7 separate regions of the Homo sapiens genome follow, and all the other regions are linked to region 2. Evidence: chromatin loops called from intact Hi-C (ENCODE). Cell type or tissue: mammary epithelial cell. All regions are shown on one strand.

Evidence for each region. Hi-C counts contacts between places; a loop is a spot of excess contacts. Peaks named below come from ENCODE experiments on the same cell type or tissue, not always from the same donor. Only the 100,000 strongest peaks of a DNase experiment are listed, where the experiment ranks them.
Region 1: it touches region 2 in a loop (10-fold over the local background); 15 of 110 quality-filtered maps call a loop at or near these places.
Region 3: a loop joins it to region 2, with 3 times the contacts of the local background. A loop is called at or near these places in 7 of 110 quality-filtered maps.
Region 4: it touches region 2 in a loop (5-fold over the local background); 19 of 110 quality-filtered maps call a loop at or near these places.
Region 5: a loop joins it to region 2, with 15 times the contacts of the local background. A loop is called at or near these places in 107 of 110 quality-filtered maps.
Region 6: a loop joins it to region 2, with 5 times the contacts of the local background. A loop is called at or near these places in 3 of 110 quality-filtered maps.
Region 7: a loop joins it to region 2, with 14 times the contacts of the local background. A loop is called at or near these places in 87 of 110 quality-filtered maps.

The regions. Positions count from the first base shown.
Region 1 is chr2:207,237,208-207,241,207 of GRCh38, reverse strand. MYOSLID-AS1 (MYOSLID antisense RNA 1) reads left to right here. Exons shown (of 4, transcript NR_110283.1): 2 at 870-931; 3 at 3,277-3,388. It overlaps MYOSLID (myocardin-induced smooth muscle lncRNA, inducer of differentiation), which reads right to left and starts at 1,397. Exons shown (of 3, transcript NR_146555.1): 1 at 1,122-1,397; 2 at 909-1,007. In mammary epithelial cell, a CTCF peak has its summit at 3,629; DNase peaks (open chromatin) are centred at 917 and 1,747; H3K4me3 peaks cover 1,424 bases; H3K27ac peaks cover 3,405 bases.
Region 2 is chr2:207,471,482-207,475,481 of GRCh38, reverse strand. No RefSeq gene overlaps it. Among named protein-coding and RNA genes, the nearest start is that of CREB1, 56 kb to the left of the region's middle. In mammary epithelial cell, CTCF peaks have their summits at 395 (motif pointing right) and 2,150; a DNase peak (open chromatin) is centred at 2,161; H3K27ac peaks cover 1,047 bases.
Region 3 is chr2:207,073,155-207,077,154 of GRCh38, reverse strand. It overlaps KLF7 (KLF transcription factor 7), which reads left to right. Exons shown (of 4, transcript NM_003709.4): 4 at 1-3,018. Among named protein-coding and RNA genes, the nearest start is that of MIR2355, 35 kb to the left of the region's middle. In mammary epithelial cell, no CTCF peak of the experiment used is centred here; no DNase peak of the experiment used is centred here.
Region 4 is chr2:207,135,085-207,139,084 of GRCh38, reverse strand. The region is part of intron 1 of KLF7 (KLF transcription factor 7); the gene reads left to right. Among named protein-coding and RNA genes, the nearest start is that of MIR2355, 27 kb to the right of the region's middle. In mammary epithelial cell, no CTCF peak of the experiment used is centred here; no DNase peak of the experiment used is centred here; H3K27ac peaks cover 1,074 bases.
Region 5 is chr2:206,979,623-206,983,622 of GRCh38, reverse strand. No RefSeq gene overlaps it. Among named protein-coding and RNA genes, the nearest start is that of CPO, 42 kb to the right of the region's middle. RefSeq lists a silencer at 1,636-1,785. In mammary epithelial cell, a CTCF peak has its summit at 1,720 (motif pointing left); DNase peaks (open chromatin) are centred at 1,702 and 3,502.
Region 6 is chr2:207,392,545-207,396,544 of GRCh38, reverse strand. No RefSeq gene overlaps it. Among named protein-coding and RNA genes, the nearest start is that of MIR1302-4, 130 kb to the right of the region's middle. RefSeq lists an enhancer at 962-2,161. In mammary epithelial cell, no CTCF peak of the experiment used is centred here; DNase peaks (open chromatin) are centred at 844, 1,594 and 2,184; H3K27ac peaks cover 3,065 bases.
Region 7 is chr2:206,691,688-206,695,687 of GRCh38, reverse strand. It overlaps DYTN (dystrotelin), which reads left to right. Exons shown (of 12, transcript NM_001093730.1): 8 at 811-922; 9 at 2,365-2,513. Among named protein-coding and RNA genes, the nearest start is that of DYTN, 25 kb to the left of the region's middle. In mammary epithelial cell, a CTCF peak has its summit at 1,843 (motif pointing left); a DNase peak (open chromatin) is centred at 1,797.

The DNA.
Region 1 (4,000 bases), 230 kb after region 2:
ACTGGCACATCATCGCTTATACCACATTCTGTTGGTCAAAGTGAGTTCCGAGGCAGGCTTAGATGTAAGGGATGGAGAAATAGACTCCACTTATTGATGGGTGCAAATGCAAAGTCACATTGCAAAGGTGTGGCCTCAGGCAGGGGCAAAGGGCTGAGGGTATTTTTGCAATTAATCAACCATATTAAGGATGGCAATAAAAGTGGTGACTTTTCATTGCCACATTCTCCCTCCCAGACCAAGGCATAAAGGGCATGTACAGGCTCAGAAGTACCTTTTCCTCCACAGGAAAAGGGCTGGCCACAAGATACAGTGTGTTCTTGGTTGCACAGCTGTGGTGACTGGGGAATCGGGGGACCTGGTCCCTGCATGCACCACTGCTGGAGAACTGTGTGGACTCATTTGTGGCCAATGAAAGCCACAGAATCCCCAGTCCTTCCTGATACTCACTCAGTCACAAGGAGCCAGCACATAACTGAACATATGTATGTGTGTGTGCATGGTGGGGCCTAACACAGGTGCTAATACCCCTGTTGAACACCCCCCAGAGAAGGCAGCAAACACCAGGCCTTCTTTTAGCACCAGATGGCTCCCATTTTGCAAGTATCTGGTAGAAAACAAGGATAAATCAAAGTCCCAAAGTTCTCTCCCTTCCTCTCTCCCTCCTCCCAACCTCTCTGTCTCTCTCTTAGAATTGGGGTCTCACTCTATTGTCCAGGCTGGAGTGCAGTGGCACTATCACAGCTCACTGCAAACTCAATCTCCCCCGGGCTCAAGTGATCCTTCCACCTCAGCCTCCCGAGTAGCTGGGACTACGGGTGTGTGCCACTGTACTCAGTTAATTTTTTATCTGTCTCCTCTTTGAATAGAGCTCAAGTGATTCAGAATGAAAAGACCTTGGCACAGACCTGTTAAGGAAGCTCCATATAAGGTGAAGAAAACAACATGCTCAGCCATGTCCTTGCCTTCTGCACACGGTAGTGCATTCACTGCCTGAGAATTCAAGGCTAAAACAAAAAGAGGAGCTTTTGTTCCAACAGATAAGTACTTACCTTTTTCAAAAAATGCATAAGCTGTCCTGGGTGTTTAGCAGTTATTCGCACAGCTTTCCAAAGACTCACAGCATTTAAAAGCTAACTCTACAGAGATTCAACAGCTTCTTCCAGATCCCACCACAGTGGAAAAGAACTCCGGTGTCCTGGCTCCCTGTCCAGCTCTTCTCTCTCCCCTTCCAGCTGCCAGTTCAGCTTTAAGAAGTTCATTCTCCACATTCAGATGCAGGCAAATGCGTTTGACTTGAGCATATTGATTTCAGGCAGGTGAGAGTGGATGTAGCGATTCAGCTTGACAAATATTTAGATCAGTTAAGTGTCCTTTATAAAGAAGCACTTGAACTCAGTGTTTCCTTTACCCGACCATTTCACTCCACAAGCTACCTCCCCAGCATAAAATATTCAAATTATTTCTAAATTTCATCTACTGAAAAAATACTTCTAGGCCCTATAGCTACATGATATCTCCACTGGGAGCCCTGTCCTTTCCATGCCCTGGGAAAACCCGATCTAAAGCAGATTTAAATGACTCAGCAGTAGGACTCAGGTCTCTGTCTCTGCCTGCTTACTTGGGGAGTGCTCCAGCCTTAGGGGCTCTCTTGCACTCCAACATAGGAAAGAAATTATCGATGGCTCCATTCCCCAGCATTTGAGACTTTTCTTCCCACAGACACATTCCTGAGGACACCAGTCATGGGTAAAGAACTCCACTGGGGTCAGCGTTGGATCCCACTAGGCAGTTTAGGACTTGTAAGTAGAGTAGTGTGGACTTGGTGTTCCCAGAGCCTCTCACTCATGATTCATGGCTCTCCACCCCAAGCATCGGAACTTGCCCAACTTCACCACAGAAGGAAACAGACTGTAAGCTTGGAGGGCCAGGGAGGAAACCGGAGGCATGTGTGGGAGGATTAGAAACATGAAAAGATATTTACAGTAAGGTTCGCTTGTCATCCTCTTGAACTGGGGGTGCATAGAGTACAATAAGACCCCATGTGAGTATGTTAGATGATAAGGCTCAGGTTGGATGGGTGTGTAGAGTAAAGGCTTTGCATCACCTTTGCCAGGGTGAGGGAAGGCTATGGATAGCACAGGGGACCTTGATGATCGGGTGAGGGAGCCCATGTGGACATAGTGGTCACCAGCTACTTCCTAGTTCTCTACATGGGAGAAAGAGCCCTTCTCTGTAATCATGGAAGCTCAAGTTCTTGGTGGTTCAGAGGTTAGAGACCTCTGATTACTAGGACAGAGCAGAATAGCAGGGCTGGTCCTGGTAGATCAGACATCTCATGACATCCTTTAAAAGGGACTAGAATATTCAGAACTCCGGTGTAACTAAATGATCCTCAAGCTTTACCAGCAGGTGAGCAAGGTCCCATTGTATTTGGTACTCACATCCCCACCAATTCTGTAAAAGTTTGCCAACTTTCCCCTCCATCCCCTGCACCCTTTCACCAAAAGATATGCCTAAGAGTTCCCAAGAGACGTCTAACATAGGCCTGCATGTCAGCCCAGTCTTCTGGGCTGAGCTGCTGCACTGTTGCTGGCCTTGATGGCTGAACCTGATCTCTGTTGTGGCACCCACCACTCTTTCTCAAGCCTTGACACCTTGGCAGGCTTTGGCAAAAAGAGGAGAGCTGTTCTTCCTCGGCATTATGTTCACTTAGCAGGGTCCCACAGCAGGATTGCTTGGACCCCAGAGTATTGTAGGGCTTAATAAGACCAGCCCTTTCATCTCACACGCTCTATCCTTTCTCTCACTGGTGCACCCACGTCAGGTGTCTTGAGTGGGGAGTGCTCGAATATCTGCCACCAGCTTGAGTCAGAACCTCGACTTCCCTCAGCTTTTCAGGGTCTGTTACTGAGTCTGGTCCACACTCCAGGGTCTTTTCCTCACGGTCTGGGTCTGGTCTTTTTCAGGTGCCTACCTTTCCTCCCTGCAAACTGCCTTGAGTTGCCTCCCCTTCTCCCTTCCTTCCTGGTCTGTCAGAGACATCTTGTCTGGGTGCATATTTGAACCCCATCAGTAGACAGAAAACATGTATTTCCTTGAAGGCCCCTCAGACCCCAGGTACAAACATTGAAGTAAATAACAGCAGGGATGGGGGTTCTGCCTCGCTTCACCTGCCAGCCACGTGCAGACCTTGTTTCAGTCCAACTGAGACTTTAGCAAGTGCTTCATTCTGGTTTGTGAATGGCTTCCCAGTGTCTGTCACTGTGTTCACAGGGCCACCGGGGTTGGCTGAGTCAGAATACCAGCCATGTGGCATGTCGCATGGGGCAAGAGCTGTGCTGCCCATGGGAGTCCAGAGAAGGAGCACACTAAGGACCAACACCAGGTAGGCCTTGCCCAAACAGGACTCTAAAGAAGTTGGCCAAAAGAGGGTTGCAGATCTAGTAGTTTAGAAGTGGTGCCAAGATAAGGTCAGATTCCTTATCTTGAGCCACCTTGAGGGTGGCTGTCCTGACCACCTGCAATTGTTCACTACTCACCTGTATAGGCCAGATTGTGTCTGCCAGGCGGATGGACCAGGCTGGTTTGAAGGACCAGGGCAGATTACATGCCCCAGACAGGTGTTATACAGTGGTTAAAGCTCCTCCTTGTGTTTAAAGGATTATTTACAAAATGTAAAAAGACCCAAAGACTTTCATTCCTTTGTAATGTTGGGATTAAAATCTCAACTAACAGTAGTCTAACTGGATTGGAAATGGGGGATTTCCTATGGAAATTTCATTCTTTTGAATTCCAGCTGCATACACAGTAGATTTTTTCCCCCTATAAATGAAAGTGTATGGCAATCTGGGTATTCTCTTATTCAAGTAAAGATAGTAGTAAACTAAATATTTTTTAGTGAGAGGATTGCTTTATATTCTGCTTTTTCTGCTGTTGTTCACTAGGGCTTCTAATACAAATGTAGTATCACCCTCAATCAGCTCTTCTTATAATACCT
Region 2 (4,000 bases):
CCTTAGAATGGAAGAGGACAGTCATTTCTATAAGATCATGTTCAGATTAGAGACGCAAACATTTTCTGTCCTAGAGTTCTTCGAAGTTTACTGTCATGAGAAAACATTTCTTCCCTGAGGAATTGAATTCTGAAAGTTCAGGAGCCCAGTAGCATCATAATTTTTTTCCATTCATTTCTTCCAGTGCCCTATAAAACAATCGCAAAAATAATACAAACTCGATCCCAAATTAGATATAAAATATGCAAAGGTGTTGTGCTATGTAAGTAATGTACTTATTATCACATATGCGATGCAAATGGATGCAACATTCTACAGAATACTTCGGGAAAATAGAGAACGTAAAAATGTTCTGATTTTAATCACAAAATAATTCTATTCAGAAGTTAGCCACGAGAGGGCAGCATTGTCTACACAAACACAGAATGGCGACTGCATTTGAACCTCAGACATTTTCGTGAGGCTGTTTCACCATTTGGTTTCAATCACAGGGAATGATCATAGAAACAGCATCATTGATGCTTAAATTCACAGTTTTTAAAATAAAAACTCTAATCTCTTCGTCTGCGCAACCATTAGGACAAGGCTAAATATCGTGGAACAATGACACATATTTTTCTTATATTTCTCTGTCTTTTCCAGCATGTCTTCTTTACGCTCTACGCTCCGTTTCTGTAGTTTACTTACTTTGAAAAAAAAAAAAATCACCCGACTATTATTATGATTCTGGCCACATGAATCCCAGTGAGCATCAATTTCTTTGTCTACGGAACTTTTTTTTTCCCCTGGAGTCTTGCTCTGTCGCCCAGGCTGCAGTGCAGTGGTGCGATCTTGGCTCACTGCAACCTCCGCCTCCCGGGTTCAGGTGATTCTCCTGCCTCAGCCTCCTGAGTAGCTGGGATTACAGGCGCCCGCCACCATGCCCAACTAATTTTTGTATTTTTAGTAGAGACGAGGTTTCACCATGTTGGCCAGGATGGTCTCGATCTCTTGGCCTCGTGATCCACCTGCCTCGGCCTCCCGAAGTGCTGGGATTATAGGCGTGAGCCACCGCGCCCGGCCATCTACAGAACTGGTAAGCAGTCTAGGGTAGTAAATAGAAACAGGGCCCCAGCTGTGGGCAGGGGCTGCTTCTGCCACTTCGAGATTTGCTTTTCCCCATAGATGAACTGAAGGTAATAACAGCATCTGCCTCTCACTGTGCTGTTGTGAGGATGCACTTTATAATGGATTTCATAAGGTGCCTGGCACATAGAAAGTGCTCAGTAAACATTGCGGTAACAGTGGTGGACTCTTTTTTTTTTTAATTGAATGAGTTGTCAACATTTAAAAATCTGGAGAGCTCACATAAAAATCCTCACTGATCAGTTTTGTCCACATATATTACTTGCCCGGCTTCTGTGGGCACGCGGGTTGTGGTCCTTCGTGAGCCCTTCCATCTCCCACCATCTGTTTATTGCCTTTAGATGATGATAAAAAAAAACTGCACCATGGCCAGCAAGAACAGCTGTAGGAAGGAAGACTTCAGATTTTTTCTCCAAGTTGCAGAAGATGATTGTGCTCAGTCCTAACAACTCTCTGTAGATTCTTTTATCTGAGCAATCCAAAGCCCTTAGCGCTGCAGTTTAATCTAATTTGTTTCTTTTGTCAGATTTCATTTTGAGGCTGAAGCCTTTGAGAGACTAGCAGAGAGCATTTCCTATGGGAAATTTGGTTTCATTCATTCCTAGGTGGCAGGTTGGGGGGTCAGGATTGTCAAACTGGGGAGGACATCTGATGCCTGATGGTAAAACAAAAAGCCACCAGGGACAGGCTTAGGACAGTTCCACTGTGACATCCTTTTTCCTTTTTTCCCCTTCACTTCCTCAGCCCCCCTACCCCATGTGTTAAATGGGTTTTCTTATTTTTAATCTTAAAGAAAAAGAATTTGTGTTTATAAAATAAGATTTAAAAGGTTATTTCCTCCTCACAGTGGGAATCCAGGGAGATAGCTTGGCAGCCCCCAGGAGCTCAGGGAGGAACTCAGCAATCCTCTCATCTGTCTTACAGAACCGTGCTAAGTTACCAAAGGAAACCACCACTCATTTATCTAAACCCTTTGCAGTTAAATGCTCAGAGACGAATGCGCTTGTTGCAACTGCTCTCAGGGTGGCAGCAGACACTCAGAATGGTGTTTCGATTTAACTTATTGCATTTCAGCTAATTGAAAAGCAGAGCACATCGAAGGGCCTCTGTGAGAACACTTTTCAGACTATAAATCGGGGCTGGAGGAGATGTTTAATTAAATCAGTCCTGAGGTCACAGGAAGGAAAAGCAAACCTCTCCCTCCCAGACTTGACCTGGTTCACGTAGCATGGCAGCTGGAGAACTTGGAAATGTGTTAGTAGGACTAATGTAAATATACCAGATTAAAGCACTTCCCCGCCAGACTACGAAGCAAGAAATCGGATCTAGAGACAGACAATGGCTCTGACCTTCCAGTTTAATTCTGTATGCAAGAAACACACAGATGAAGATGGCCGGAGAGGCCGAATTGCTACGTTTCAGATTGCAGTGCGAGGACAGACTTTCTTAAAAGAGCTTATTTCCAAAGAATTCTGTTATTTGCGAGCAGGGACTTGGGAAGCCTTGAGTCAGTCCTGGGTCAGAACTGAGTGTTTGAAGGGGTGAATCATTAACTAAAACCCAACAGTTCATGAAGGAGGAAACCTAGTTAGAATTTGGGATCCTAGACAGGACACTAGCCAGGTGTCATCTGCAACAAAGGAAAGCGTGGCCAACCCAGCGTGGCCCACACAGGAAGGCTCCACACAAACCTATTGGTCTCACTTTTCTTGCTGAATTCTCTCTCAGGTTCATGGGCTTGTATGATGAATGTTCATGCAACATCTCTCAACAGCCTTCTCTCCCCATCCTTCCCAAATTTAAAGATAGGATCACGTGACAGAAAGAAAAAGAGCAGAATGTAAATGTGAAATCATAGCATTTGAAGGTGTGATCTTGGTTTTTAGCTAGAAGACGAGGAAGCTGAAGAAGTAACTAATTCAGGCCGGGCATGGTGGCTCATGCCTGTAATCTCAGCACTTTGGGAGGCTGAAGTAAGCAGATCTCTTGAGCCCATGAGTTAGAGACCAGCCTGGGCAACATGGTGAAACCCTGTCTCTACAAAAATGCAAAAATTAGCCGGGAGCAGTGGTGCACTCCTGTATTCCTAACTACTTGGGAGGCTGAGGCGGGAGGTTGGCTTGAACCTGGCAGGTGGAGTTGCAGTGAGCTGAGATCACACCAGATCTGCACTCCAGCCTGGGCAATAGAGCCAGACCTTGTCTCCTTAAGATAATAATAATAATAATAATAAAAGTAATTAATTCAGTCCAGCCAGTCAGCATAGGGAGCTAGCATGTTGGTCATAATTGCATGGCCCAGTCTGGAGCACATAGGTTCCTGTGATGAGCATCATGATGTGAAACAAAGCAGTCAGTGCCTTGGAATCATTACCCACTCCCCTTGCATCTCTAATCGTATATTGATTATGCTTATTTTTCATTCATAATTTTCTATGACTCCTTATTTCCCATGATACATCCAATTTCCCATGAAAGATCCATATCAGTCCTATTACCCCTTTGGATCTATTTGTTTGCTGGATCAATTCTCATTAAGACTTTAGTTTCACAGTTGTGGGAGGAGGGCAGGAGAGCTGTAGGGGAGGCATTTATTCACTTCTCCTGGTATCTGAGCAGGTAGACACAAAAACCTCTCCCCATGCCGTTTTTTCCTTATCTCTTCCTCTTGGATACTTTCTTGGTTTCCACTCTCTCCTCCTGTTTTCCTCTCCCTTCCAGACTGCAAAGAGGACCTGAAGGATGAGATCAGGGTTTGTGATAGAGGTCAAGCGTCTGCCTTACCTTAGGCAGCTGCCCCTTATCCCTCTTCCTGTTCTAATGATCAGCAAAGGAAGGAGCAGATGAGGGATCAGAAGAAGAGAAATAAGGACAGC
Region 3 (4,000 bases), 400 kb after region 2:
ATGGTTCAAAATGGTTTCCTTTATGGAAGTCACTTCATAAAATGTTAAGTAAAAAGTGGGAAGTGCTTCTGTCTTCTCTTTTGCATGAGTTGCTTTTAGGAGCAGGAAGAAGGTAGGCAAAGTAAGATAAAGATGCAACACATTTAACTACAAAAATCAGGTTCATTTTTTAGTTTATTAGAATTTTTTTGAAATCTTAAGAGGGCCAGCATTTCTGGCTACAATTTTGCACCCAGAACATTGCCAAAATGAACATTCAGTAAATAGAACCTGATTGAAATTTACTCCTGGAAGCTTTCCTTTGCATTTTCGGGAAGTGGCCACCTGCCAAGCGCAAGAGTTGGGGGGCAGGAGGGGAGGACTCAAATTCAGGGTGTCTGGATTAAATTTCGGTGAACATGGTGATATCTCAGTTTGAAAACTAGAGGGCCTATCCTGAGTATACATCAATGTCTCTTTGATGGCCTACTTTCCTCAGTGAGGATCTTTGGGAATACTTGAGATGGAACAACAGAAATGTGTGAAAGGAAGCAGAAACTTCTTGTAAATAACGTGACCTCCCACGACGAACTGCCTGAGGCTTCAGGGTTTTTTCTTGCTTTTAACACTCTTAAATCTCCTCTGTTGGTTCCTAATAGATCCCAGAAAAGGGAAAAATAAAGCTGCAGTTAACTTTCTTATGTGCATCCTTCCAATAGAGTACTGTATTTTTCAGGTGTTTTGCATTTAACATAAAAGTCCTCGGGAAACAGGTGTCAAAAACAGAGAGAGAAATCCTGGGCCATCACTTCACAAATATCCCAAACAAGATATTCTTTTCAAACAGGGCTCCCTCTCAGTGGTCATGAGGGAAGGTTGATAATGTTCTTTGTTGGGGACTGTTTATACAATTTTTTTTCAACTGTGAGCTTTGGAATCGTAACTTGCTGTGAGTCCAGCTTCTGTCTACTGCCATAAGATGGACCCCACGTCAGCATAATGAGGGTGGTATATATGCTCGCACCTAGACATGCGCATATGTACCTGTCGTACCTTCACGGAAGGAAAACAGGCTACTGACGTTTCGGAGGAGTAGCCACCAGTGCCTAATATCTTTTGGGGGGGATGGATGCTTATAATTGCCAGTATATCGAAACCACACTGGGAGTTCCACATAGCGGGGAGGGGTTGGGGGTGGGCAGAGGGGACATTTTAAACCTAGGCCTTTGGACTGGAGGCAGAACGATTTCTGCAAACCTAGGTCCTGAAGGCTTTGGGGCTTATTGGCTGGTTCTCAACCTTTTTGTTTTTTCTTCCCAGCATGCATTTCCTATCTAAACCCAGACTTAGTTTAATTTCCTTATCTTTCACTTCTGCTTCATTCCAGGGAGGAAAAATACACCTGTTAATGGCCAAGATCTCCTTGCTAACACAGAGGCAAAAATAAATGTCTAATGTTTTTGAAGCCTCCCCTTCCTTTCCACAAGCCCCCACCCGCCCCCGCGTCAAGCTCCTTCTCCCACTTCCTACTCCCACACAACTTCCCAGCCACTGAAACTTTTCTTTCAAATCTCTATTATCCTCTTAACAGTTGCTTGAATAAATTTATTTTTGCACTATACATTTTCTTTTTGCCAGATGTGTCTAACAAGTGTGTTTGGAGAGACCTACTCCCAGCCCCGTCTCCTTCCCCGCCTCCCCCCGTCACATTCTCTCAGGCCTTCTCTGGTATTTATAATATATCACAGAAGTACCCAGTCTTATAGCCCTCGGTTATGCCTTTTTTTGACATTTTATTTTTTTTAAGCTTTTTATATATATATATATATAAATATATTACTTTGTCAAGTTTTTTTGCTGTACAAAAGTCTTAAGATTTAAAACTATTATTTGTATTATATGATGGTGGTATGTTAATGTTACAAAATTATTAATGAAGAAAAAATTTATTTTTGTTACTGGTCTGTTTCATAATTCTTTTTTAAATTGGTATATTGTAAGATATCTATGCAAAAAATGTTATGTGACGCATTTTTATTTAAGAATGTAATATGTGTAATAAACAGTAGAATGTGTTTGGCCTTGGAATACTTTACTGTATTTCTCCTTAGCTTGTTTCACTGGGGAAAAAAATCTTCGAAAGACGCAAGTGGGTACTTACATACTTCGTGAAAGTTTTCTTTCTTGGAGAAAGGGAAAGCAAAAGGTTGTATTAGGTTATCTTCGTTTGGGAAGTTGTGTGTGTGTGTGCGTATGTGTGTATTTTATAGTTTCATTGAGGCAGCTCAATGCCCAAATAAGGGTCACTGAGTTTATTTCTTCAAGGGGAAAAAGGGAGCCAATTGTTGGAGATTATGAAAAGCAATATTTTAGAATGATAGAGATTACAAGATGTTATTTGTTTAGGGGGTTGGGAGAGGCTTATTGAAAGCGGTTTATTTGGCGAGAGAAGGAGGCAGTTTGTTCTGGGATGGTGTTTAATAGGAACCTATTGGGAAAGGATCTTTGAAGCAGTCTGTGAAGGAGGAAGGGTAAAGATCAGAGGGAATAATTTAGGTGAGGGGTAGGGGGCAGTAAAATGACAGGAGGTGGTTGGAGTGGGGAGGAAATGGGTAACCGGAAGCCAGGAAATCCAGCTGGCTGTGGAGAGTACAAAAAACTAGATGGAAATACAAGCAGCTTCAGACCCAGAGAAGAGAGGGAGATGAAAGCCCCAGGGAAAATTCTCAGAACTGAAAAGAAAAGTACTAAAATCTCTGCCACACACGACTTCCAGGAAAGAGCATCACCAGTAAGGAGGAAGGTAGAGAACCCAGCTGGTGGTGTCGCCTCAGCATCCCGAGCTCAGCGATTCCCCGAGAGAAGTGGTGTCATTCACAGGAAACAGCAGTAAAACACATTTGTCACATGGGACACAGCAGTAGTCAAGCTTTCTTTGCATTCTTTGGACTTACAGAAGTGGATACGGTGGTGAATAACCTCTATCCCTAATCAAATGAATCTGACAAGAAACTTTCCAATAAATGTTTACTTTAGAAACCGTGGCTAGTGTGACTGAATTTGCTGCATGGACACAGACATTTCTCATGTCCCTGAACAGGAAACAGGTGTCAGGAGTGTAACAGCGGGTTTGGAAGGGAAGCTGAGTGATCAAGTTCTTGCTCTCATAAAACTCAAGGTGAAGAGAACAGTAGGTGCTGCAGGGGCCGGGAAAATGGTTTTGAAGTGTTAAGCATCAGCTGCCACATCTCCCGAACAGGCAAGTGAGCTGGGCAACACGGCAGCTCAAAGCTGACTGAGAAGAAACCACATGTGTAGTGGGGAAAACACAGCCCCTGGAGTCTGAAGACCTGCCTCCTACTCCCTGTGTCTTCAGTAGCTCTGGGACTAGATGAGTAATTTCATTCTGATAACCAAAATCATTTACCTGGAAATTTCTCTGAGTGAGGAAGGATAAGATAGCTTGGCAATATTACCTAGAAGAAGGCTCATTATTCCACTCCCTGACTTACAAAAAGATATCACATTGAACATTTTAGGTGAAGGACAAATTGCACTGTACTGAAATGTTCAGACAAGAGGGTGGTAAGTCTAATCTATCTGCCATAAGGAAATGAGATGGTTTACATAAGTGAATATGCTAAAAGACTTAAGCTTACATATTTAGAAATGAAATTTTTGCTTAAGACTGGTCTAAATATATATATTGCCCACTTTACAACCTTTTTGAGCATCCATTTTTACAATATAATATAAATTCAGGGATGACTCCAGACTGCCGGGTTGCTTGCCCTGGCACAAAATGACTCTATACTTTATATTGGGTGATTCTACTTTCTCTTCTGTGTTCTCCCTATTTAGAAGTTGCAAGTTCTTTGTGTGTCATCTTCTAGAAATATTTATCTCCTAGTCAACTAGACGATCAACTAGGCAAGCTTGGTAACAAGAATTCTTAAGTGCAAAAACAACTATAATTTGAATCCAACAGGCAGTAGTCTGAAAGTGTAACCTGCATGTCCTA
Region 4 (4,000 bases), 340 kb after region 2:
AGGGCGTGCTTTCAAAAGAGTGAGGATAAAGCATCCCCTACCTTCGCAAAAAGGATCCTCTCATTCACATAGTTGTTAGCAAATCCTGATAGTGTAGGCGCCATTTTCATTTTCTTTTCCAAAAAAGCACACGCAAGGAAGAACTCAAGTTATTGAAGATCAAGCCAAATAAATGACCAAATTTCGTGGCAATCGCAGACACAGACACAAACATCGAAATATCTCCTTATTTAAGGCAGCAGCTCTGCTGGGGCCTACATTCCAGGATTCTCAGCAGAGAAAACATGTTTTCTTTATAGAGGAGTTTTATTAGCAGCAGTGTTCCGGTATGTGGTTCAGGTTAATTAATGATGTAGTCACACTGGTGTCTTGCCATGAGTTTTATTCTAGTAAGTAGGGCACTAGGAAATTGTATTGGCATATCTTGTCATGCCAAAAAAGAATTCTTAATTTGGACCACTAAAATACATTTCCATGGGATCTGTCAACAAGGTAGTTTAAGAATTCTTAATGTGGATACTGCCTTAGACTAAGAATGAACTCACCATTAACTATAAGTAGCAGATGCAGTGGTTTCAATGAATATATGCTGTTCTTAAATATTTTTTTGGCTGAGATGATTGAGACCTCAAAGACCCAGACCACCCACAAGCTCTGGTGGAGTTGACCTTCATTGTATGAGAAGATTTGTATCAAGGACCACCTTTTTCCCATGAGAGTGTTTATTAATTTTAAATCATGATGGTGTTTTAAAACTTAATTTGTGTTGTGCATATGTAGCAACCTTCCTTGGAGGTTGAAACAACAAAGCAACTGGATTGGAAATTAGATTTTCCCCCTTATGCTGCTAATGTAGTTCTTGCTCCACTGGGATTTCTCCTTTGCATGGGCTGATGATTTCTTTGAAACTATATGGAAATTGGTTCAGACAGGAACAAAGGGGAGAGGGGATGGCAGTGATGATTCAAATTAATGTCTCTTCCTCAATGAGAGTCTGGTGTGCCTGAAAGTGCATGTCATTCGGTATCAGTCAAGCCACCTAAGGTTAAGTGAGGTGCCAGAGCTACTGGAATCCAAACTTCAGGGTCTCAGCACTTGATTTTTTTCCCTGTCATGTTGGGTTGAATTGTTAATTTGAAATCTGCAACATTGCAATGGGGTTCAGAATTGGGCAAAGCACAATTTTACTTTTCTTTACATGATGGAACATCAACTCTTCCCCTCTCCCTCATCTTTCCCCAGCCAGGATGGGAAAGATTCCTATTGCCTGACATAATGAATAAGAGAAAGAACATCTTTGTGACTCTAGGGACAACGAAAGATTTAGAGAGAGAGGCATCCAAAATACATTAAAGAGAATCTACACTTCATTAACAGTGGCACACTATGCACATGTGAATGCACACACACACTCACACTCATAGGAACCCTGTACTGCTTATATTCCATATTTCCATCCTCCACTCTTGCCTAGTTCAAACTCCATACCCTCTTAATTGGATTTTGGCTCACTTCCAGGTTCAGTGTTCGAGGGTTCTGTATCTGTGAAATAATGATCCTGAAATAAATAGCACTTCTCAGTAGAGATACCTTTTCATGTAAAATTCTTAAAGGGAGTGGGAGGGAAGGAAAAGCTTCTGTGTTTAGGAATTTATGGCAAAGATACCAGGATGGGCCCACATAGGAATTTTAAAGGACCTCACCTGTGTAAGTGGTGTGTGGGGCTTACAGAAAACACGAGTCCTCGCCAACTGCTAGGTTTGAATGGACCTCTTCATTTAAGGACCTTTCATGTAAGGACTGATAGAAGTGGGGCTGCTAATGTCAGGGAATGAATTCCTGTGACCCTCAAGTGCTTCAGAGACTGGTGGCTGGAGTTGCCTTTCTCAGGGACATCCTGTTAGGTGACAGAAATGGGAATAAAGTGGGCTGAGCCTGTCTCTTTGATCTGTTCACCCAGGATACCAGTTAATAAGCAGTCATTATGCAGGTGAGGAGAGGGGAGGGGTGGGTTTTGTTCATGTTAGTGAATGCATGATGCAATATGGACTGCTGAGGAGAAAAGCCCTCTTTGTGTCTATTTGAAATGGGCAGCCACAAGCACCCACAACTGACCTCTCCACCTTGAAAAGAGGCTCCATTTGGCTTCTGTCTGATGAGTACGAAGCAGCAAGTGCCTTCTCAGTGTAAAAACTCGCACTGAGGAGAAATGATGAGGGAGCCTTTTGACCTAATAAGGTGAGCATTTTAGGATAGATTTTCTGACTGGAGACACCAGCTCACGTGTTCCCTGGAATTCCGGGATTGATTAGTGGCTTCATTGGTTCACTGATTGATTCAACTAGTATGTTTTGGATGTCTTTTCCAGGTACTGTGCTGGGTGCTGGGGATTCACTGGTACATACACTAAATCCCTGTTCTCCTGAAACTTCTATGTTAATAGGGAAAGATAAACGATAAACATGCAAGCAAATAATTTAGACCTTTCCAGGACTTGGTAAGTTCTAAAAAGCAAATAAAATGAGGTAGTATGATGAAGAATGAATGGGCTGTTTGGCCTAGTTTCTCTAGGCAGGTCAAAGAAGGATTCTCTGAGTAGGTGACAATGAAGCTAAGACATAATCGATGAAAAGGAAACAGATGTGCAGTGACCTGGGGAGTCTGCGTTCTGGGATGCGGACGGAGTTACTAGGGCTCTGAGAGAGGGATGAACTGGGGGCATTTATGCGAGAAGTGTCCTGTCTGAAGGGGAGAAGCAGAGGAGTAGAAAAGAGTAAGGTCAGATCATGTAGAGTCTGGTTTGCTGTGGTAAGGAACTGAGAGTGACAACAGGCCACTGAAGGATTATCAGCAAGAAGTTTGAGCCAGAAAGAGTCTTTGAGAGTGTGGTTCATCCATTTTTTTCAGGGAAGGAAGTGAATTCTCTACTCAGATTCAGTAGTTTGCTGGAAAGGGAAGGGGTGGTGTGGGAAAGGCAGGCGCTGAACCTGATTCCCAGGCCAGAGTTCTTTTCACCAATAAAAAATGACAGTTGAAAATAGCGTTTTGTTCACTCATCCTAATTGCTTCTCTTCCTGGTGGTTTCTGGAGGCCAGAGGAGAAAAGAGGAAGTGGCAGAGGGAGAGGGCATTCTCCAGGGCAAGGAGACAGCTTTTACTTCCAACACAGGTGCATACTCTCAGGGCTACCCCGTGAAGCTAAATTGGCCTCTCTGTTTAGAAATCCGGATCTGTCCCAGACAGTAAGCATTTAATTTTTTTTTTTTCCAAATGAAAAACGTTAGAGACAAGTAAATAACACCTATAGTTAAATCTGAAAATACTGACGTGTTCTACCAGAAATGTTGGTAATAAACACATGCACACTGCTTCTGATGTTCCTTTGGTGAAGAAGGAAGAATTTCTGGCTTTCATGATACTCTTGAATCTCTTCCTACCCAGGATTGTGATCACTGTTGACTTTCACTTTGATTGTTTGGGAGTTGATTCAATTACTCATTCATTCATTCATTCATTTGACAAATGCTTGAGGCAGGCTGCAAGTCAGGCACAGGTCTGGTATCTTTGAAGAGTCACATTCTTGTGAAGTTTACGTTTTAGATGTTGTGAGGCTTGTATCCATGGTGAAGCAGGAAATTAAACCTTCATAGCATCCTGTAAACATGGATTATTGAGTGTCTTAGGGCTTTTAATAAAGGCCTTGAGGTCCCTGTCAGAGGAGGGTTCAAAGACCACTTTCTTCCAGGTTCTCCAAACCCTTTTTTTTTTTAACCACTCAATGACAGCAGAGCTATCTATCAGTTCCTCTGAACTTGTTCTGAATGAGCTTTTCTTACTGTTCAGTCTTCACTCTCCTATTACTGTTTTGCTTCCTCATAGAATTCCAGATTAGTGGGCCCCTGGAAGTTCAGCTGGTAGATGAGAAAACTGAGCCCATTGAAGTTAAAGTCACCCAGCTAGTCAGGGTTGATCTTCCCAACTCAGAGTCCCCTGCTTACTTA
Region 5 (4,000 bases), 490 kb after region 2:
GGAATCTGAACATTCTGTGTCTTGCGCTGCCCAGAGGAGTCTACATTCCACTCCTGCCTTCTGCTGAGTCCCCATGCTGAAAGCCCACCTGCTTCAGTAATTCTCCAGTCTTCCCCTTCCTGCCCCCCTCACTTGATTATTGATGAGCTTTCTTGAGCTGCCACCACCCCATTAAATAACCCAGTTCTGCACTTGGTGAATGGTTTCCCACTCTCTGCAAAATAGGCACTTCTCCCTACTTGTCCAGAAAGCAGTCTGGTCGCTGCTAGGAAGGCCTGGCCTCTTGGCAGAGGGCCATAGGAAGAACATCACCCCAGCACTGAAAACCAGTTTTTTGGTGTGTAAATGTTTTGCTTGTTTGTCTGCTTTGTTTTTTAGCTTTAAAAACATCACTCGGCCATGGGAAAGGCAGGTATATTTTGATTGCTACCAGCAAGGCATGGAAACACTACTTCTGTGCGTTCTCAACATGGATCACTCTTAGAATTAGGTAAGAGAGCTGAATAAAGAGAGTTTTGCAGAAGAAGGGATTTGCGGAGAATATAGAACAAAGTTCCAGTGCAAGAGGGTTGAGGAAATCAGAAAGCAACTAGTTTTCTAAATTAAAGGGAAACCACATACAGACTCTGGATGAATTCAAAGGCATTTAAAGGCTGGGCTTTTTTTCTTTAAGTATCATTTTCATTTGCACAGATTTCCCAAGCAATCCACCTGGCTGACTTTACTCTTCTCTCATCCATATGGAGGTCTCTGGCTAAGTCCAAGGAGCTATAAACAAAAAAATACAAATAAGAACTGTGTAAACAGGAAGTCAGGCTCCCAAGCGAGAAATGTGTCTAGTAAACGATGTGACAACACTAAGGAGTCATTGTAGCACTCCTTGCTCTGATCTTATCCAGCTCTTTCATTTCTGTAAATGTGCCTGCGTAAACCAGCACCCCAGCCAACAGCCTATTGCAGGGGAAAGACACCTGCCTAGCCTCCCTCTTATTCCTCCATCACTTAGTCTGTCCCGAGATGTCATTGTCAGGCATTGGAAATTACAGAGTCAATCTGCCCTGCCTGTGATGGACTCCGTGTGAATACATCTCTTATGTGTGTTTCACACGCACGATCTGGTCAACACCCAGTGTTCTTTTTTCTCCTCCCTCCTCCCATCACCATCATCCACACGTGGCCATTCACCTCACAGTCTGGTATCTGGGGCCAACCTTACCTCTCAGGGGAGAGACTGATTTGATTTGCTCTTCACCCTGAACAAGGAGACCTTTCATTTAAAAAGGGAAGATGCTTTATTTCCCTGTGAATTAGAATAATGAAATATTTCTTGTAAACCTGGGAATTAAAATGGAGACAATATGAGTCCTTCAGTTTCTTTTATTGGTCTTCAGAGGTGAACGTGGGAGCAGTTGTAAATATGCATCAGGGTATCTCCTGGTCTGATGGTATTGAAACTCCATTCACAGCAATGCTAAGTGTCGCTGCCGGATTTGTCTCCAAGAGCTCCCTCCCATTTCTTCCCACCCTCTACCTCGCTTCCAGCTCCCTACCCTGGTTACAGTGACTTTGAAACTAGTAAGAAGCATTTTGAGGTGACACTCGAGTAGCTGTGTGGTCTGGAATGCATTATAATGTTATGTCTCAATTACAATATTCTTTGGTTGATACACAAGGCAGGCACAGCCAAGATCCAGCCTTAGGGCGCACTGCCACCTCCTGGAAAACCCTCTGTGTGCGGCGCCTGCTATCATCCTTCCTCCAATGCCACCAACCAGAAAACAAGCACTTGTTCATGGCCTTCTGTCTTTAGAATCCAAGATCTGGGCACACCTAGCCATCTTCTCCTGTCCCTTCAAATTGGAATGTACTAATTCCTGAAGGAAGTGAAAATGTGTTGCATTGTCTTTTCTTTTTTTCTTTTTTTTGGAGACAGAGCCTCGCTCTGTCGCCCAGACTGGAGTACAGTGGCATGATCTCGGCTTATTACAACCTCCACCTCCTGGGTTCAAGCGATTCTACTGCTTCAGCCTCCCGAGTAGCTGAGATTACAGGCATGAGCCACCACACCTGGCTCACCTGGCTCATCTTTTATATTTTTGGTAGAGAAAGGGTTTCACCATGTTGGCCAGGCCGGTCTCCAATCCTGACCTCAAGTGATCTGCCCGCCTCAGCCTCCCAAAGAGCTGGGATTACAGGCATGAGCCACCGCACCCGGCTGCATTGTCATCTTAATTACAAACAAGTAACTAGGTTGGGGAAGCCACTGGTGCAGAGATCCGTGATCATTACTCTCACCTTCTGCTCCTGAGGCTGGTAACAGACGCTGCTTACTGTAAATGAGTGCCTGGCACCAGTAGGATCCTGCCCTCGGGATCTCTGGAAGAAGTGCCAACATTATTTACATCATTATGCCTAGCGTTCCATTATTGCAACGCTAACCATGTGGAAGTTATTTATATCCCACTGCTCAAGGTCATTGCCAAGGTCTGATGGCAAAAATTCAAAAAATTGCAACCTCAGGCATAAATGGGTTAAGGACTGGACCAAGGACTTGGAGCAGAAGTCACATGCACAGGCAGAGTGTTGGAGTGGAGGAAGCCCTGAGTTCTTCGGCCCTATTGCTATGTGGTGATTGTTTGAGATTCCACCTTACCAGCATGTTGAGATGTCTAATGAGATATTTTCAGAAAACACCAAAGACACAGAAAAGCACCTATAGGTTTCCATTTAGACTCACAGCAAATGAAGACCAGCACACACAACTGTGTCTTCGAAGCAACCCTGCTGACTAGAGGAGGCTAGCTGTCAGGTTTTGGCTAGAAAAGCAAAAATACATCTGGGGAGATATCAGTCCCATCATCATGAAAAATAATGGGATAACATTTCTCTATCAACAGCTTTCCTTTAAAATAACAAAAATATGATTATCAGGCAAATAAGAACATATTCTCATTAATTGAATTGATTGATTTCAGTTAATTACCTGAATTGCTTAAATTCAACTAGTATCCCTCTGAGTCAGCAGTTCTTATCTTTTGAAAGGGGGGTTACAGACTCTTTGAAAAATATTTTTAAAATGTGAAAATGTCTGTATGCTTCTTCCAGAAAAATGTATACACATTTTTTCTATTATTTAATAATATCTGTGAAACCCCATCACCACTGCCAAAGTGATCTTAACAGCACTTAATTAAAAATGCCTCTTGTAGCTAGTTTTCTTTGCAAGCCTGGGTTCAAGTTTTGGGCATCCTGGTTAATTTGGGGAGAAAGGAGGGGCCACAGGAATATTTGCAATAAGCAGATCCCTGGGTTGGGCACCTACAAGAAATGGCCAAGGATATTTCCACTTCTCTTCTGTTCCCTGGCCTCACACTGAAAGTAGATTTAAACGTTCATCTTTTGAAAATCCTGGACCTTCAGAGACACACATCTGAAAAGCTCAGATAACACCTTGCTTCAGCTCAGCTCCGGGAAAACAAAGCTGAATCAGGGTTCTGCCATAGCACCTGTTTGGACATGCTCTCTGTATTTAGCCCTAGAGAAAAACCCTAATGAAAGTGATTTGGGAACATAGGCTTTCTTGTGGCAGGAGCATCAGACACCACATTTTCTGACAGTATCATTAGTATTAATAGTCTTAACTCCTAATATTTACTAAGCTCTTACATTGTGATTAGAGTAGGTGGTCTAGGGTGGACAAGTCACTCTGTCATGGAAAATCATCATTCAAAGCACTTTACAAACGTTAACCTACCTAATCTCCCCAACAGCAGTGTAAGGTAGGTCCTCTTATCCACAGTTTATCAATGAGGCAGTTGAGACACAAACATGTTCTGCGACTTGCCCAGGTACACAGCCATGAAGTGACTGGGCGGAGCTTTACCTGGGCAATATGGCTTCAGAGTTTTTGATGTTAACGCTTCCCTAGAGTGTCTCTCACTTACCTGAATCCTGGGAATGGTTCATGAAAATAGATTCCTGAAGATTTTGTGTAAGGGCA
Region 6 (4,000 bases), 79 kb after region 2:
TGACAACAGTGTTGTTAGACACAGAACTTCGTCATTCACAGATTCATCATACAATTCATTCAGCCTTTAATTTTGTTATTTAATGTTGCTATACTTTTAGTAATGAAAAGCTAATGATCAGTGACTTTAATTATGTGCGTGTTCTTTTTTTTTTTAATTATACTTTAAGTTTTAGGGTACATGTGCACATTGTGCAGGTTAGTTACATATGTATACATGTGCCATGCTGGTGCGCTGCACCCACTAACTCGTCATCTAGCATTAGGTATATCTCCCGATGCTATCCCTCCCCCCTCCCCCCACCCCACAACAGTCACCAGAGTGTAATATTCCCCTTCCTGTGTCCATGTGATCTCATTGTTCAGTTCCCACCTATGAGTGAGAATATGTGGTGTTTGGTTTTTTGTTCTTGCGATAGTTTACTGAGAATGATGATTTCCAGTTTCATCCATGTCCCTACTAAGGACATGAACTCATCATTTTTTATGGCTGCATAGTATTCCATGGTGTAGTATTCTGTCTTCACTGGTTGTAAAAGAAGTTACTAGATGTTTCTCTTAGGCTATATATATGTGTATGTGTTTACATATATATATTTGCACAACCACTAGATAATAGATTAAGGTTTCTTATGAACAGTGAGCATAACACCACCAAAACTAAACTCAGAATATCTCCCTTGAGTCTGCTCCTCAGGCTTTCCTACCAGATGAAATGACACCAAGCCACAAACCAGGAGTCTCCTATGACTCTTTTCTTTCCCTCACCTTTGACATCCAATCAGCTAGAAAATCCTTGGCTCAGCTTTCAAAGTTGATCTCAGATTACTTCATTCCTCTCCACCTCCTCTGTTTCACCAATCTGCCAGTCCTTCCATGGATTAAGGCAGAAACCGCTTCAGTGTTCTCTCAGCTTCTTTTGCCCCTAGGCTCTGCATAGCAACCACAGTGGTCTTTCAACACCTAAACCACTTCACTTTCCTCCTCTCCCTAAAACCTTCCAGTGGCATTTGCTTGCACTTAGAATAAAATCCAAGTTCCTTATTGTGGCATGTTAGTTAAGGTGATACTGGCTGTGGTGGTGAATACAACTCTAATGTTCAGTGCTTCCTTCACACATGAAAACATATCCCTGGCTCAGGTAATAGTTTGGTGCACGTGTCCCTGGTTTTGAGCAATTTTCCTCCACATGGTGATTCAGGGACCCAGGTTTTTTCTTCTTGTGATCGTGTCGTCTGCTATGGCCTCAGAGCCTTCTACATCCAGCTGGCAGATGGAGGAAGAGAGAATGGAAAAGGCACACCCATTTTTTAACTGCTGTAACATTAATATGACCCCATTACAGCAACTCACATTCCACAGATGAGAACTGGTCATGATAACCTACAGGCCACATTTGGCAGGCTTCCAAATTACCACCCCACCCCGGGGGAGGTCTTATGATTCATGGAGTATATCCTGTCCTGAGTGAAGAATCTTATTGTGAGTTCTTCAAACTGTTAACACACTGATTAATACGTATCCTACTGACAGTGAAAAGGATGCTGATGTGTTTCTGAATCACGAAGTTTTGCTGATTTGTTTCTGAATCATGAAGTTTTACTGATTGTCTTGCACGTAGCACATTTTAGCCTGTATGATGTCACCTGCAGCCAATGATTGTAACCTCTGTATTGTAGCCTCCACTGAACAGGACAACTCTGGTATAAGGAGTCCTCCTCCCTTCTTCTAAACTTTCCCATAAAAGCCTTCCAGCTTGTAGCAGCCTCTGGCACACACACAACTTTGTTGGCCTGTCTTCCCGGGGGGACCCTCACAAATTATTTCTGTCTCAACAGCCTTAATTTCAGTTAAGAGTCACATGAACTTCCCTAGAAGCTAGTGGGGGGAGTGAGAAATGTAGTCTCTGTCAGGGAGATGCTCTCTAGGCAGTGAAAAGCGCTATGGAGGGCAGTCTGAATCCTTGGTGGCCAGCCAGCTAGCCATCCTGCTGCACATGGTCTTCCAGCCCCCCCATGACTTGCCCTTGCCCTCCTTTCTAACCTCCTCGCAACCCCTTTCCCTGGCTATGGTCCAGTCACACTGGCCTCCTTCCTTCTGTAACCTCAGACTCATCCTTGACTTAGGACTTTTGTGTTCTCTCCCTTCTGCCTGGAAAGTTATTGTTCCCAGACCTTTGCCTGGGTATTTCTCTTTAACACTCAAGCCTCAGTTCAAATGCCATCCCCTCAGGAGCCCTTCCTGACTATGCAATACAGACACATCACCAGGTTTAGTTGTCTTTACAACATGAATCAACTATCTGGAATTATCTGTGCTTTTTAACTCGGTTATTGTCTACTCTGCCCCTACTCGCCATCTGTGTAATGTAAACTCCATGCCTGACTGTCTTGCTCTCTGCTGTCTATATGTCCAGCACACAAAACCTGACTGGCACATATATGTCACTAAATACATATTTATTAAATGAACGGATAAAATCTTTTGGTCCTGGGTTCATATCAGTGAAGAAGAGTTGGTATAGGAACACCAGTGCCACTTTACATTTTCAATCACTAAGGTTCAGTTGTGCTGATCAATCATTCAACCAGTAAAATCAACCATTTCTTCTGCATTAAATCCTCATTGTACCATCCTGGAAGAACCTGGTGGTATATCTTAATCTAGTCAACCAACTAACCAACCAATCTATATCCTGTTAGAAATCCTTCTGTGCAAATTATTTTAAAATGTACTTAGTCTTTTGGAATTTTTTAAATAGTCTTTTCCTGACTAAATGTGAATCTGCATTACAAGTGGTACATTTTGCTTGCAAGTAATTCTTATTGCCACTAATAACACTACCGGGGAATACAAATAAACCAATGCAAAGCAATTCTAATGTCTGCTCCACCAGCCAGTTTTAAAGCTGCTAATGGAACTTGAGGCGTTAGAGTTTTGTGTGTGCTCAGAATTTCAGAATGACTTCTTAATTCCTTTTCCTTATTATTTCCAGGGTGGAAATTCAAAGCCCTTTTGAATTCTTATTGATGAAATTACTGGCAAAAATATGGAGTTTTATGAGCATATATTTTATTCTACTGCGAGGCAACATTAGACAATGAAACAAATATTTGTTTCAAAGCCAAAAGTCCTGAGTTTGAATTTTTTGGGTCTGCCATTTGTCAGCTGTGTGACCTTGGGCAGGTTGTTACTTTTTTTCTGTGCGTCATCAGTTTCTCAATCCATACAAAAACAGTGATAATCTTCACAGGGCCTTTGTGAGGAATAAATATGAGTGTTTAGCTTAAAGCCGACGCTTAGTAGGTGCTCAAACGATGTCAATTTTTCTCCTTTATGGTGTTCTTTACTCCATTTAGCCCAAAGTTCTTTAGAAGACAAAGTCTGAAAGAGCAAAAGTTTTAAAAAATATAGAACACTTTAACATAAAATTTCTCATATATGCTCAGGGTTGAATTAGAAATGTTGGGGTCATTTCTTTCTGTCTTGCTCATGTATCTCATAAGTTATAAGTCATGTTGAGTCTACTCCTGAATTATTCCTGGAGACCATCCACTTATCTCTGGATACTATACCTCCTTTTTCAGTAGGATAACTCCCAACTGGTCTCTTCAGCGCCTTCTTTTTCAACTCTATCCTCTATATTGTGTTACTGTTAGTTTTCTAAAATACTGATATAAACATATTACTTTCCTTCTTATGGCTCAGAGCCTTCAGTTGCCCATAGGTTAAAATTTGTCCATGTAAATTCTTAGCACGGTTTAGCTCTAAATAATTTCATTAGCCAAATTTTCTTCCTTTGTATTCTCACTCACCCTACATTCTTGTTATACTGACCTTTTCATTATTCCCCACTCTGTCTTCTGTGAGCCTTTCTGCCTTGAAAAGCAGTTTATTTTCTATCTAGAATATTCTACCTTCTCTTCTTTGCCAGGTTAACTCCTACTCATCCTTCAGGATCCAAGTCACATATCACTTCTTCAGCTCTGTTGTACATGTGG
Region 7 (4,000 bases), 780 kb after region 2:
GGTCCCACTCAAATATCCTTAAAAGTTACTAACTGATGACTGCTAGGTCTTACTAGCTCCCCACTAACATCACAATAGTTTCCTGAGTATTATGGGACACCCCTCCTAACCAGAGTGTCTCAAGACTCTCTCCGCTCCTTCTGACCACAAAGGGATTTAAGGCTGTCATTTCTCAAAAAGAAAAATTCTCCAATGTTGATGGGTCAAGAAACTTGGCTGTGGTGAGGAATTCCCCTCCTCTACTTTATATCTTTCCTACATACAGACTTCTATAAAATGACGAGTGCTTATTTTTAAATTTGTTATTTATGGCTTAATTTTCCCCAACACCACTCAGGAATACAGGCCCAATATTATCATACCCTGCAAAAGTTTAAGACAAGCCAAAATTTGATTTTATTGAAATCTATTTTTAAATTAGCTATTAAATTCAAAGAATTTGAGTGCATTGTGCAGCTGCACAAAACGCAGCTGCAGATTTAAGGGTTTATCCTAAAGGTTGTAGCACACAGCACCCTGCATATAGAAGGCACTTCGTATTTTGGGAAATAAATCAGACTTCTATACCATAGCGTATATGGCATTAATATAATGCCATTTGAAAATACTATCATATGAAGATGTATTTGAGTAAACAAACGCATTAGAGTCATTTAATAATCCTATAGTTTGGGAGAAACTTTACACTGATTTGGCAGCTCAGACATCTTCTGTATATTTTGGGTTGCTCATTCTCTACCTGGATATTCTTTTTTTTTTTTTTTTCTCATCTACTAGTGACGTAAGCTGTGCTTCTATTTTAACTGGCAGATACCGCTGTCTGAAGTGTCTCAACTTTGACATCTGCCAGATGTGTTTCTTATCTGGTCTTCACAGCAAGTCCCATCAGAAGTCTCATCCTGTCATTGAGCACTGCATTCAGGTAACATTTAATGTCACATACCAAACTATTCATTAATCAATTCAGTATAAGCTATAGCCATGAAAAAACCTTCCCTCCAGTGAAACCACAGATTCTGCTCCTGTCATACATTGCAATATTTAAGACTAAGCAAGTGGCAAACTCCACCTTGAATATCTCCCAACGTAAGTATGATTTCTTCACATTGTATGTCTCAGTGGAAGTTTTTGGCCACAAGAACAGGCCAGAGTTCAGTCTGAAGTGATTGATCAGATACTCTGGAATAGAAAATGTCAGTGAAGAGTTACAGGGAGCAGCACTGGAAATGGGTACAGATGGAAAAGAGAAGGGCTCTGATATGGCAAAAATGATGCAGCAAGACTTCTAGTTACTAACATATTTTTGGAGAATTTTTCTTTTTTAACATGTCTTTTCCTGAACCCTAAATTTCAAATATTTCTTCTTTAGGAAAAAAGAAAGATTATTATCTCAATGTTGACTGAAAAAGTATACAACTAAAACTTCACAGCTGCCTTTCAAATTTTTTAAAATTATAAATACCTAGCAAGTGAATTCAGTTCTTTGTAAGAAGAGAAACAGCATAGTACATTTTAGAAAAAAGCATTCTATTTTTTCCCAGAAAGAACATTTTCTTTTCATTACTAAATTCCAGTGAGTAAGTTTCTTCACACAGATGGCAACCTCCTCAAATACCACAATAGCGAAGGATGTTGACTAATTAACTTTGCCAAGGATAGTTTTCCCTCCTTCTCTCCTTTACATGAATGGCCTGCAAAAGTCAAGTGCCTGAATCTTGCCAAATAATTTCCAGTGGGCATTGCCTTACCCAGGTCCTCAGGTTCACAGGCCTAGGATCTACCTTCCTAGTGCTAAAAGTCTTGGATTTGTTGATGTTAGAGTGACACCATGTGGCCACTTTGTTATTACGCTTTAAATTTCAAGTGCTGAAACCCTTGAAATGAGACATCTCATTCCTTCTTTGCATTTGGTAGAAGTTCTTAACTTGGGGTGAAATAAATGGATTTCGGGTGAGCCTGTGAGTCCACTGAAATTGTATGCAGAATGGAATGTGTGAGTATTTCGCTGGAAATAAATCCATGAGTTATCATCCAATTCTCAAAGGCATCCACAACCCTAAATGTGAGCAACCACAGGCTTAGTCCTCTTTGATGCCCTCCTCTAGGTGTAGAATGCCAAATGACGGGGTTACTCTAAGGAAGAGGACTTATTGAGGGGGTTTGGGGTGTTTAATTTGGAGACTTATGCTATTTCTATGAGAATGTGAAGAAATTCAGGGACAAGAAGGAGGTAAGATTATTTTTCTGAGGACTTAAGAGAAATAATTCCAAAAACTTTCATGGTGGCCAGTCCATCCAAGTAAGGAAGGAAGACCACACGTAGACTGATCTGACGCTTTTTAAAAATGTTGGCCCTTTCAGCAGATGTCAGCAATGCAGAATACAAAACTTCTCTTCAGGACCCTCAGAAACAACCTTCTTCAGGGGCGCTGTAGGAAGAAAGAAGCAGCGAGAAGGCAGCAGCTGCTGGACCAGGTGAATCCAAAGGGTGTGCCTCACCATGCGCAGGCCAGGTGAGTGGCTGCGAGGATTGGCTGATCCCACAGAGCAGCCACCAAGGGCCCTGGGTGTTATGGTAACCGGCCAGCAATCTTTCTAATGCTGAAGATCCTAGACAAGGCAGGAGGAGGGGTGAGGGTTGGACTTCAGATATTTTTTTCCTCTAAAAAGGGCCTTTAATTTCAAAGTAGAACTAAGAGGCCACAACACCTTTTGGTGACCCATCCAGATGTTTAGAGTTATTTCTACAAATGAAACCATCAGAAAGACAAAGAAGATTTTTAATATTAGAATATTTGAATAACTTTGTTATATTCCTAGTTTTTGCTGGTTTGCTTTTGGAAGGCTAATTCAGAATTAATACTTTATTTAAAAAAAAAAAAGGAAAAGAAAGACACTCAGCATACCACCACTCACAGATGAGTGCTGTTCACATTTTAGTGTGAAACAGAGATTAACCAAAACAGGGATTATGCTATAGATACAATTTTTCATTCTTAGTTCCCAAAACATCATTTTTAATGGCCTTACTCTCTTCCTTATAAGAAAATGCCACAATTCACAAGCAATACATTATTGAACATTTGGCTATTTCCAAATGTTGCCCCCCAAAATTCTAGAGTCAACATCTCTATGCATGCATTTATCTAAATATTTTTATGTTTTTATTAAGGGAAAACTCATTCAATGAAAATCATTGAATAAAAAATTGCGAACTTGGTTAATCCTCGAAATTCAGAATGCCAAATTGTGCTCCAGAGGGGCACAGCCTGCCACTTCCAGTATATGCATCACATACCTGATCACCAACCTAAAGATGACCTTTAAAAGGTTTTTGTGACCTTCATTTTTGAAGTAGCCACTTCTTTGTAATTTAAAATAGCAGAAGATAAAGGAGAGAAACACTTTTTTTTTTTTTTTTTAGAGACAAGATCTCACTCTGTCGCCCAGGTTGGAGTGCAGTGGCACAATCATAGCTGACTGCAACCTTGGATTTTGGGACTTAAGCGATTCTCCCACCTCAGCCTCCCAGGCACATACCACCATGCTCGCTGAATTTTTATATTTGTGTTTTATAGAGATGGGGGTCTCACTATGTTACTCACAGGGGTTCTTAAACTCCTGGCCTCAAGTGACTTTCCCACCTCGGCCTCCCAAAGTGTTGAGATTACAGGCACGAGCCACCATGCCCAGCCTCATCACTTTTGAGAAAAAGAAATATTTATTCACTTCCATTTTGCCTACTAGGACTATAAGAATAGATTAGTTTAAATCAGATTGGTATTCATTTGTTAATTTCTTTTATAATTCTCTAATCTTTTCTCAGACATCCAGCAGCAAATCTCCATCTCAATCCCAGACCCCTATTTCTGTGGTCATTTTGTTGCTTTAAAGTTTGTTGTATTTTAAAATATGTTTTTATGGCTCTTTAAAGGATAAAGTACACAATGACCTCACAATTAGATGCTATCTATTATTCCTATGTCACATTTACCTATCA